2 separate regions of the Homo sapiens genome follow, and region 2 is linked to region 1. Evidence: chromatin loops called from intact Hi-C (ENCODE). Cell type or tissue: HCT116. All regions are shown on one strand. Each heading gives the region's core, and the rest is flanking DNA. Links, peaks and the distances in the headings are about the cores only. Region 1 has its middle 17 kb from the start of GPR151. Region 2 has its middle 140 kb from the start of STK32A-AS1.

The links. A loop is a pair of places that touch in the nucleus more often than their neighbours do. Peaks named below come from ENCODE experiments on the same cell type or tissue, not always from the same donor. Only the 100,000 strongest peaks of a DNase experiment are listed, where the experiment ranks them.
Region 2: a loop joins it to region 1, with 3 times the contacts of the local background. A loop is called at or near these places in 3 of 110 quality-filtered maps.

The regions. Positions count from the first base shown.
Region 1 is chr5:146,530,804-146,536,188 of GRCh38, forward strand. No RefSeq gene overlaps it. Among named protein-coding and RNA genes, the nearest start is that of GPR151, 17 kb to the left of the region's middle. In HCT116, for the core only: a CTCF peak has its summit at 2,627 (motif pointing right); a DNase peak (open chromatin) is centred at 2,658.
Region 2 is chr5:147,096,130-147,101,514 of GRCh38, forward strand. No RefSeq gene overlaps it. Among named protein-coding and RNA genes, the nearest start is that of STK32A-AS1, 140 kb to the right of the region's middle. In HCT116, for the core only: a CTCF peak has its summit at 2,213 (motif pointing right); a DNase peak (open chromatin) is centred at 2,202.

The sequences.
Region 1 (5,385 bases), core at 259-5,258:
GACAGAATGGAGCTAGATTCTCTTATCTGCTTTTGCATTCAATCTGTTGCAATATCACATATCATGTATCCTCTAGAAAACTCTACTCTACGCTCATGAGAATGAAAAAGGCAAATAACATTTTAGTATTATTAGAAAATGGTTTTGGCCAGGCACGGTGGCTCATGTCTGTAATCCCAGCACTTTGGGAGGCTGAGGTGGGCAGATCACCTGAGGTCAGGAGTTTGAGATGAGCCTGGCCAACATGGTGGAATCCCATCTCTACTAAAAAATACAAAAATTAGCCGGGCATGGTGATGTGTGTCTGTAATCCCAGCTACTCAGGAGGCTGAGGCAGGAGGATTGCTTGAGCCCAGGAGGCGAAGGTTGCAGTGAGCCGAGATTGTGCCACTGCACTCCAGGCTGGGAGACAGAGCGAGACTCTGCCTCAAAAAAAAAAAAAAGAAAATGGTTTTGATCTTGTGGTCTCCTGAAATGGTCTCAGGGACTCCCAGAAAACTAGGAGTTTAAAAGATTAAAGCACCCTCATTGTAAGCAAACATATGTGTAGTTGAAGACAAACAATCTATTCTTTTACATTAATTAAATGCTTACTGGGACAGACCTCTGCTGGGATTCCAAGTTGTATTTGAGTGAAACAGAATTTCTGGAAGAAGGGTAATTCTCAGTTTTCGTGAATTCAGCTTGTTCTTATCCACTGTGGGGTTTACCATGCCACCACAGGAGTCTTTGATTAGGGTGCACTTGACAATTGCCTTTCGATTTCCAGTTCAGCTACAGAAAATTTGCTTGGCTTTTTGGTTTCTTTGGCTATTCCTGCTGCTCGTTGGGAATGTGGTGATTAGCTTGCAGGGTATGATCAAAGCATTGATTAACTTTCGTGTCATGTTTTATCTTCTAGAGAGAAGACGATGGTAGTGAAAAATAGACCAGAAATCTCTCTCATTGAATATTTGTCTCTCAAAATACAGCTTTCAAAGAGTATTAAGGTGGAGTGGGCTATAAAATCTTTGCATGCAGATTGGGAATGCCCTATGAGGTGGTGATTCCTCCCTGCTTGAAGAGTTGTACTTCGCAGTAACTCAGTGACAAAGAGCCTCCTGTTTTGTTTTGGCCCCTGCAATGACTATTGTGAGCACCATGCTCTGACAAGAAGTTTAACACCACAAGCTTTGGGATGGCTAAATGCAGTGTAGCTCATGAAAACTTTGGGACCAAATTAATATGCTTTAATTTGGAAAATATGTATTGGGAAATTATTTAATACATAAAATATTTTTGGGAAAGATTAAAGCTTTGTTATGTAAATAAAGCAATCCTGAATTCTCACAAATTTAAAGTATAACCTGGGGGTGGTGGTTTGTGCCTGTAATCTCAGCTACTCTGGAGGCCAAAGCAGGAAAATTATTTAAAGCCAGGAGTTTGAGACTGGCCTGGGCAATATAGTGAGACCCCATCTTAAAAAATTATTTTTATATATATAGAGAAATACATAAATTTACGTCTATTATATATATATCTATATATGTCTATATCTATGTATATATATATAGATATAAATTAGCTTGGCGTGATGGCGCACGCTTGTAGTCCCAGCTACTTGGGAAGCTGAGATGGGAGGATTGTTCGAGCCCTGAAGTTTCAGGCTGCAGTGAACTGTGATCGTGCCACTGAAATCCAGCCCGGGCAACAGAGATTGAGACCCCCCCTCTGTCCCAACCCCCTCAGAAAATCCAAAGTATAATAACAGAGAATTTTTTATTTGATATTTGGTATCCCCATTCACTTTTTTTTTTTTTTTTTGAGATAGAGTCTCACACTGTTGCCTGGGCTGGACTGTGGAGTGCGATCTTGGCTCACTGCAACTGCCACCTCCCAGGTTCAAGCGATTCTCTTTGCCTCAACCTCTCAAGTAGCTGGGATTACAGGTGCTCACCACCAGGCCTGGCTAATTGTGTGTGTGTGTGTGTGTGTGTGTGTGTGTGTGTGTTTAGTAGAGACGGGGTTTCCCTATGTTAGCCCTGCTGGTCTCAAACTCCTGACCTTATGATCTGCCCGCCTCGGCCTCCCAAAGTGCTGGGATTACAGGCGTGACCACTGCACCTGGCCTCCCCATTCATTTTTAAGTGATGGCCTGTTAAGGTCAAATTTAGTCTTTCTCTCTCTCTCTCTCTCTCTCTCTCTCTTTCTTTTCTTTCTTTCTGACAGAGTCTTGCTCTGTCACCCAGGCTGGAGTACAGTGGCATGATCTTGGCTCACTGCATCCTCTGCTTCCCGGGTTCAAGTGATTCCTGCCTCAGCCTCCCGAGTAGCTAGATTTACAGGCATCCACTACCATGCCTGGCTAACTTTTGTATTTTTAGTAGAGACTGGGTTTTGCCATGTTGGCCAGGCTGGTCTCCAACTCCTGACCTCAAGTGATCCGCCTGCCTCCATCTCCCAAAGTGCTGGGATTACAGGCGTGAGCCACCATACCCGGCCTAGTTTACATTTCTTGAATACATATCATCTTATGCTGGAAGGTCAGGAATATGGATAAAGAGAACTTTGATTTTTAGTGGCTGATCTAGTTGCAGGTGATAACAGGCCTCAATAATTTGGTAGTTTTCTACAGTTGCACAGATTTGGCCAACAGAGGGCGGCAGAGTCCAGTACCTTGAGAGCACAAATGCTGTGTAACCTGTGTGACTTCCGTGCTTAGCTGGTGTGGGTGGTGGAGACCTTAGTGAACTGGAGAGGAGATCTCAGATCTTGAGAGGACTGGCTTGCATTTGATTCTAGCTGATAGTTGCCTGTGGAGAGAAAACCCTAGTGTTGCAGGCTCGGGGCTTATGATTTTTCAAGAGATGAAAACATTCCAGAGTTCTCAGTGAAATTTTCTGATTTAAAAATGTTGCTCAGGGAGGGAGAGCATTAGGACAAATACCTAATGCACGCAGGGATTAAAACCTAGATGACAGGTTGATAGGTGCAGCAAACCATCATGGCACATGTATACCTATGTAACAAACCTGCACGTTCTGCACATGTATCCCAGAACTTAAAATGAAAAAAAAAAAAAAAGAAAAATATATATGCATTAAAGAAGATAGATTATTAAAAAAAGTTGCTCAATTTCTTTTAAAGCATTGCTTGGGGAAAAGAAAAATAAAAGCTGCCAGTGCGTTGAATTTGACCTATGGTCTTCCCAGCCCTATAGTATCCTAGGAATGTGATTGACAGCCCAGACTTTTTTGTCTCTTTATATAAAAGGACATTTCCATAGCATTTCCTCAAAAGGGAGGAGAGGGGAATACTACAGAAAACAAAGGTAGAGCTGCTTTAACATTTCAGGGGAAATTCATGCAGTCTCCACTGGGAGGAAAATTTCAAGGTGTTAAGAAATTTTTGGTTTGGAATCCTGAAGTATAATAGAAGTTGACCTGTTAGACAAGAATTTTCCTCCAAATAATAAATTACTTTTTGAGCATTTATTATAAAACCATCACTTTTCCTACTGCTGTGGGCAGGACCACACACTCCAGGTTTTGTGGGATTGGTTGACTTTTAAATATTCTGTCATGTTTCCCTGTAACCACTTCCACACTTGTCAGTATGGTTTCTTGACTTTTGATTTGGGTACTATAGTGACCCTCTGGCTATACTCAGGGTTTGCTTTCAATTCCTGCTGCAGCTGCCTCCTAATAGGCCTATCTGCCTGGACACTGGCCTCCCTCAAGATTGTCCTTTCTCACCACACAGAAACCACAGCCATTTTTTCAAAACTCAGATTGGATCAAGTCTTTCCTACTTCAGTGTTCTTCCCTTTCACTCTTAAAATCCTTCAGTGGCTTCTTATCACACATTAGGTTAAAGATACATAGCTTGAGCTGGGCATGGTGGCTCACGCCTGTAATCACAGCACTTTAGGAGGCCAAGGTGGGTGGATCACGGGGTCAAGAGATCAGAACCAGCCTGGCCATCATGGTGAATCTACTAAAAATACAAAAATTAGTTGGGCGTGGTGGCGCATGCCTGTAGTCCCAGCTGTTTGGGAGGCTGAGACAGGAGAATTGCTTGAACCCAGGAGGCAGAGGTTGTAGTGAGCCGAGATTGCACCACTGCACTGCAGCCTGGTGCCAGAGTGAGACTCTGTCTCAAAAAAAAAAAAAAAAAAAAAAAGTGCCTGGGAGGCTGTGGTGGATGGATCACGAGGTCAGGAGTTTGAGACAAGCCTGGCCAACACAGTGAAACCGTGTCTCTACTAAAAATACAAAAATTAGCTGGGTGTGGTGGTGGGTGCCTGTAATCCCAGCTACTCGGGAGGTTGAGGCAGGAGAATCACTTGAACCCGGGAGGCGGAGGTTGCAGTGAGCCGAGATCGCACCATTGCACTCCAGCCGGGGTGACAAGAGTGAGACTCTGTCTCCAAAAAATAAAAAGATAGATAGCTTGGCCCGTGCCTCTTCCTCCTGATTTTTTCATCTTTCACTCCAGCCACCTTGGCCTTGTGTTTACCATGTTTTCTTCCACCTGGGAGCTTTGGAGCAAAATTATTTTAGGTGCCCTCCTCCTCCCAATAGTGCTTTGATTAAGGTTATACAGGCAAAAAGCTTCCAAGGTACATGATGAGAAAATTGAGTGAAGATGATGTTGACAAAGGTGTTTTTGAGTTAGGATTATTCTTTATCATTTATTTAGAGCCATGAGGGAAAAGGTAGAGAATAGTGACAAACCAGGCACTATAAAATTGGAGTTAAATCTGTGCTGATTATCTTATCAACATAAAGTTGAATTTTTTTTTTTTTTTTGAGACAGGCTCTTGCTCTGTTGCCCAAGCTGGAGTGCAGTGGTGCAATCATGGCTCACTGCAGCCTCGACTTCCTGGGCTCAAGTGAACCTCCCACTTCAGCCTTCTGAGTAGCTGGTAGTACAGGCATGCACCACCATGCCTGGCTAATTTTTTAATATTTTTGTAGAGACAGAGGTCTCCCTGTGTTGCCCAGGCTGGTTTCAAACACTTGGGCTCAAGCAATCATCATGCCTTGGCCTCCCAAAGTGTTGGGATTATAGAGATGAGCCACCATGCCCAACCTAAAGTCAAATTTCTAAGTGCTCTCTTAAAAAGAGCAAAAACACTTTCCTGTATATTCAGTGGTTGGTTTTGATAGTTACCTTCCAAGGATTGTGGGCCTGCAACTTTGAAACTACTAATATATAAGGAAAACATCATTTGTTAACATGTTTGTTGAAGGAAATTGCTAAATTTGTGATATTAATCACAGATCTTACGTATTAGCTGACTGATTCTTTCTGTAATAATCCAAATAATAAATTCAAAAACAAATTGGAACAAAACCCCAACTTCTCATGAATCTCATATGCACCTTCCTGCTCCTAGTGGTT
Region 2 (5,385 bases), core at 136-5,135, 570 kb after region 1:
TTTAAGAAAAGAAATCACTGGCTTCTGTGCAGAAAAGAAACAAGAGTGAAAACAGGAGGAAAAAAAAAAGTCACTAGGAGGCTAGTGCAATAATCCAAGTGAGAAATGGACCAGAATGGTAGCAGTGGAGATGGTGAGGAGTGTTGGACATTGGGTACACAACAAAGGCAGTAGTGAAGAATGATGTCAAGATGTGTCGGCTTATATGACTGCAAGAATGGAGTTATTTACTGAGATGGGGACAGGCAGGTTAGAAGATATTTCATTTGTATTATGTTTTAGGTGTCCACTAGATATAAACTAGGTGTTACATATCATCACCCCGACATGCTGTGACTCCTTACTCTGTGCAAATTTCTGTGCAAAAGCTTTCTGACTTCATAGGATGTCTGAATTTGATTAATATTCATCTTTCACACTGGAGTGCAGTTGCATGAGAGCAGTGGCTATTTCGATCTCTCTCTGTGTATTCCTAGCACCAAGCACAGTGCCTGACGAAGTACACACTCAGTGACTAGTGAATGGATGACTGAATGAAAGAGTGAAGAAGTGAGACTTCCCAACAACTCCATACAGAACTGGACCAACTGCTTCCACAGCTCATCTTGGTCAAGTCTGATTCCCATAGGTGGCATGACCGATGGAGATGCCCCTGGCATCAATGCCTCCTCTTTCCCTTTGGTCCAGGTCACACCTTCAATTCAAGGTTCCTAAATGCTGATATTATTTTACTGTTACAAAATTTAGGAGAATATGAAAAAAATACATTTTCTTCATAATATTATAGATTAATTTCCTCAATTTTATGCCACTATGGTGGCCTGATCTTAAATTTTCCATACAGGTCTACTTGAAAATTTACTCTAGGGTTCTTTTGTGATCTCACTCAACCTGCCAGACCATCCTAGCTCTACAGTTTGCACCCCCAACATCATACTCTGAAACCCTCTCATCCTTGCGCTAGCTTTATTTGTAGTCAGAGTAGTTTGTGGTCTATATTTCAGCGCAAGGAAAACTCTACTATCCATTTTCTAAGGCACAAGTTGATCTTATGCTTAAGAGTCCAGCACAAAGACGAATTTCTCTGCATTGACTTTCCCTTTTCATGAGCTCTTCAATAAAATGGGTTAACAAATGAAGCCGTTACTTTCAATTAATATTTATTCAAAACAGAATGATCTCTATGTGACTAGCTGCACCTGGGAAGGAAGGTTAACATAAGGGCATTTATATTAAAAGTCAGGAGTGGAGTCCTGAAGGGTCAATGTGAGAGCAACAAGGTTGACCTCACCATTTCCCCAGTTGGTAACCCTACATAAGATATAGGTATTAGGCAGTACACAGTGTGATTCCTGGTGTTTTTTTTTAAAAAAGTTCATCTTGCTATTTAGAGGCAAAGACATGGGAGTCAAGTCATCATCCATGGTTGACACACTGGCCAGCCTTTATTTAAAGAATAAAAAGGGTTACATGGTCAACTAAGTTAGGAACCTTCTGCTTATCATCTTTCTCTTGCATATTTACAATGGACATGAGCAGCTTAGATGCAGGGAGAAGCTTTAGATTTTAGAACACTGCTTAACCTTGTTTAATATAACATTTTTACAAACTTATTTTTATTTGTCGCTAAATGTCTTTAGAAACATGGCATTCTGTAGAAGATAATTTATAAGAGGCTGAACTAACTTGCTCTACTCAGAAGTTAATAGCATGAAAGGAAGGAAGCTGCCTCATATACCGAAGAGTGTAGTCTTTGACCAGGTTCAAAGACATGGGTTCAATTCCCCACTAACCTACTTAATGGCTTTGTGGCCTCAGGTGAGTTACTAAACCTTTTTGTGCATCTATAAATTGAAATTCTATATTGGTTTTTAAATCTAAGTATTTTACATCTAATGCATGTAAAATATCTTTATATGTAATACATATTATCCACGTTTTTATAATCTGGGCTCACCTTTGCACCTTTGTCCTTTCTAGGACTCTGTTTCACCCTTGGTCATCATCCCTGGTTTAGAGTAGCCAGATGTAGTAGATAAGAGCAGGAGCATTGGATTAAGATACACTTGAATTCAATTTTTCATTCTGCCATTTACTAGCTGTGTGGTCCTGGGCAAGTTACTTGAACTCTACGGGCCTTAGTTTCTTTATCTGTGAAACAGAACTGCAGGGAGGATCAAAATAGTTAAAGCACATGGAGTGACCAGCAGGGGGCCTACTTCAGAGTAAATGGCACAGAAAAAAAGCTGTCCCAGGATTCTGGTTTTTCATTTCCTGTCACCACACTTTTAATCTCTGGCTTGGCTGTGATCTCTTGACTTAATCCCATTGCTAAGCACATTTGATCCTGGGAGCCAACGTTCCTGACAGTGGAGTCCAACAAATCCCTTTTCCATTTCCATTCCCAAACAGTAGCTTCCTCCCTGGGGCAACTGGTGCTTATAATTTACTTCCAGATCCCTGGCCCAGCTGCAGGGAAAAAGAACAGACAACGATTTCTCTTCCCACAGCCTCCCACGCATTAGTTTTCCCTGCATGTCTGACGTTTGACTTCTAAGTGCCCTCTGGCTGTGATTACTCAGGCAAACTGAAGTGGACAGATGGAACAATTATTTGGAAAGCACAACCAATGGAAAGCAAAACAAAAAGACAGAGAAAGGAAACCCTGTACCCAACCCTGCAGTTGAGAGGAAAGAGTTTATTGGTTTAAATTATTCTTATTGCCTGCTGGCATCGATTGTATTTTCTAGGTAATTGGTCAGCTCTCCCCATTCGTCTGTCTCTGTAGAGAAATGATCTTTTCTTAGATATCGGCACTCCAGGTAGCCCTCTCTTGAAGGAATGGATGTGTTTGGGCAAGGCTTGTCTAAAAGCAAAATTTTAAAGTGACTCTGATCAATTCATTAGCTTTCATGATAAACACAAAAGATGTTATATTAATGGGAGGAAATGGATCTCTGAATATAAGAAATCAAACTTTAGAAGAAAGCATACTTTCAAAATCAAGTGTTTGAAAAATTTCTGAGAAAACTAGAATTAATGTTTCACAGTTCTGGAATCAAACTGCCTGATTCCATTTCTGGCTCCATCGCATTTTTTTTTTCTGTGCAAACTAGTATCAATATAAATTATTTAGCCTCCGAGTTTGTTTCCTGGTCCCTTCATTAGAGATAATAGCAGTACTTACTCATAGAGTAACGATTAAATGAAATAGCTGTGTGTATGTAGGACTTAGTAGCTGCCTGCTACATAGTAAATTCCCAGTAAATGGTGGCAGTTATTAATAAGTTATTAATCATAGCCTTATGTTTCAGGCTATAAAAGTTAAAGATGGAAAAACTGGAACCCCAGATGATGGCAGCTCAGGGCCTCTGTGGGGTTTCAGCTCTTATTTTTCTGGTTCAATTCATAGACTGCTGCAGCTTCCAACTCCTGGAGCACATTTCTGTTCAGTGAGAGGTGCCTGTGTGTAGAAGACCATCACATAGTATTTGAAGTTCGTTCATTTTTCACAAATATGGCGAGAATCTGATTCAATGCCAGCTGAACAATGAGTGTAGATTTGCTGTGGAAGTGACAGGCCCTAATTGGATCTTCAATGCTGAAACAGCTGTCTGGGTAGAGGAGCTGGGCAGGGGGCACATGCTTTGGCCTTCCCTCGGTGCCATCCTGCCTGAGTTTAGGGGGCTATGCTGCATAACTTAAGGTCATGTGAATTGTGTTTCAAACTTTCTTCCATTCTAGAATAGAAATCAAAGGCAGACTTTGATGGCTTATAGCCTAAATTGTTCTCACCCATGCAACAGGGTCAGCCACTGTGTAACAGAGGTCAAAGACTTTTCCTGAAAGATAATAAAAAATATTAGTAGTAACTACCACATGTTGAGTATCTATCAGGTACCCGTCTAGATGTTTTACCAGAATTATCTTATTTAATTCCTAAAACGACTTTCTGAGGGAGGAATTCTTATTAAGTCTACTTTTTAGATGAAAAAACAGGCACAAAGGAGTTGAGCAATTTGACCAGATCACACAGCTAGTGGCTGGTAGTCTGGATTTGAATCCAGGCCTTTGGATTCCAAAATCAGAAAGCTTAATTAACCACTCTGTTATCTTTTATGAGAATTAGTTTCCATGTGGGACAAGTTGAAACACCTGTTTTTCTGGAAAGTGCTTTGCCATGGTGTAGGGCCACACAACCAATCCATGAGAGCCTGCAATAAAATCCAGACTAACCCCAGCTCTGTCCTAAATAACAATGAGGAAGATGATTGATATTTAACAGAGGTAACAACAACAATTTAGTGAACAAGTTCTATACACCAGGTACCATGCTCAGCACTTGAAAATTCACACAACTAACCCTCACCGAAACTGCAGCTCTGGCGACTAATAAGCCTACATTTGCATCTAACTCTGCCACTTAGCAGCTGTGGAATTTTCAGTACGCATTTAGATTCATTCATTCTCTCTCTCTCTCTCTCTCTCATTTTCCTCATTTAAAAAGACAAAATTTGGTGTCGGAATTAAATGAGATAATGTGTGATAGATACACGGTGCCCAGAAGATGCCAGGCCTCAATAAATGTTGGCATCACTATTATCTCTTTTCTACAATATGAAGAAATACAGTCTCTCCGAGAAAGTGGATGAACTGAGCCTTCATGTCTGGCAACATCTGTTTGTAAAATCTGGGTCAGTTTCAATCCAAAGCTGAATGACTTTTTCCACCTGACCCATGGCTTTCACACATGGCCACCTGTCAGAAACAACTGGAAAACGTGTTTAAAATCTAGAGTATTTGCGCCCATCCCGGGTGATTCTGACACAGCAGGAGTGGACTTTTCAGCTGTGCTGTTGCAGGGCCCAGTTGGGGTCCACTGCTCTGGCTCTGGCCACCACCTTGGTCTCAGGGTCCCATCTCCCCTGTTCCACCTAAGGGAGTGTGGGAGTGTATCTATTATCAGTGACTGCAGAGAACCCTCTGACTTAGCCTGGGCTGCCATTACAAAATATCATAGACTGGGTGGCTGAAACAACAGAAATTTATTTTATCACAGTTCTGGAAGCTAGCTGGAGTCCAAGTTCAAGGTGCCAGCATGGTCAGTTTCTGGTGAGGTCACCCTCTTACTCTATGCTCACTTGACAGGTCAGGGGTGGGGAAGCAAGCTCTCTGATGTCTCTTTTTATAAGGGCATTAATTCCATCACGAAGGTCCTATCTTCATGAACCAATTATCTCCCAAAGGTCATACTGCTAAACATCATAATCTTGGGGGTTAGGACTTCAATATATGAATTTTGGAGGGACACCATTCAGTCAAAAGCATCTTCCTAATTAATTTAAGATGTTCTCCTTTTCCATTCTACTTCATCAGCAATAGTCT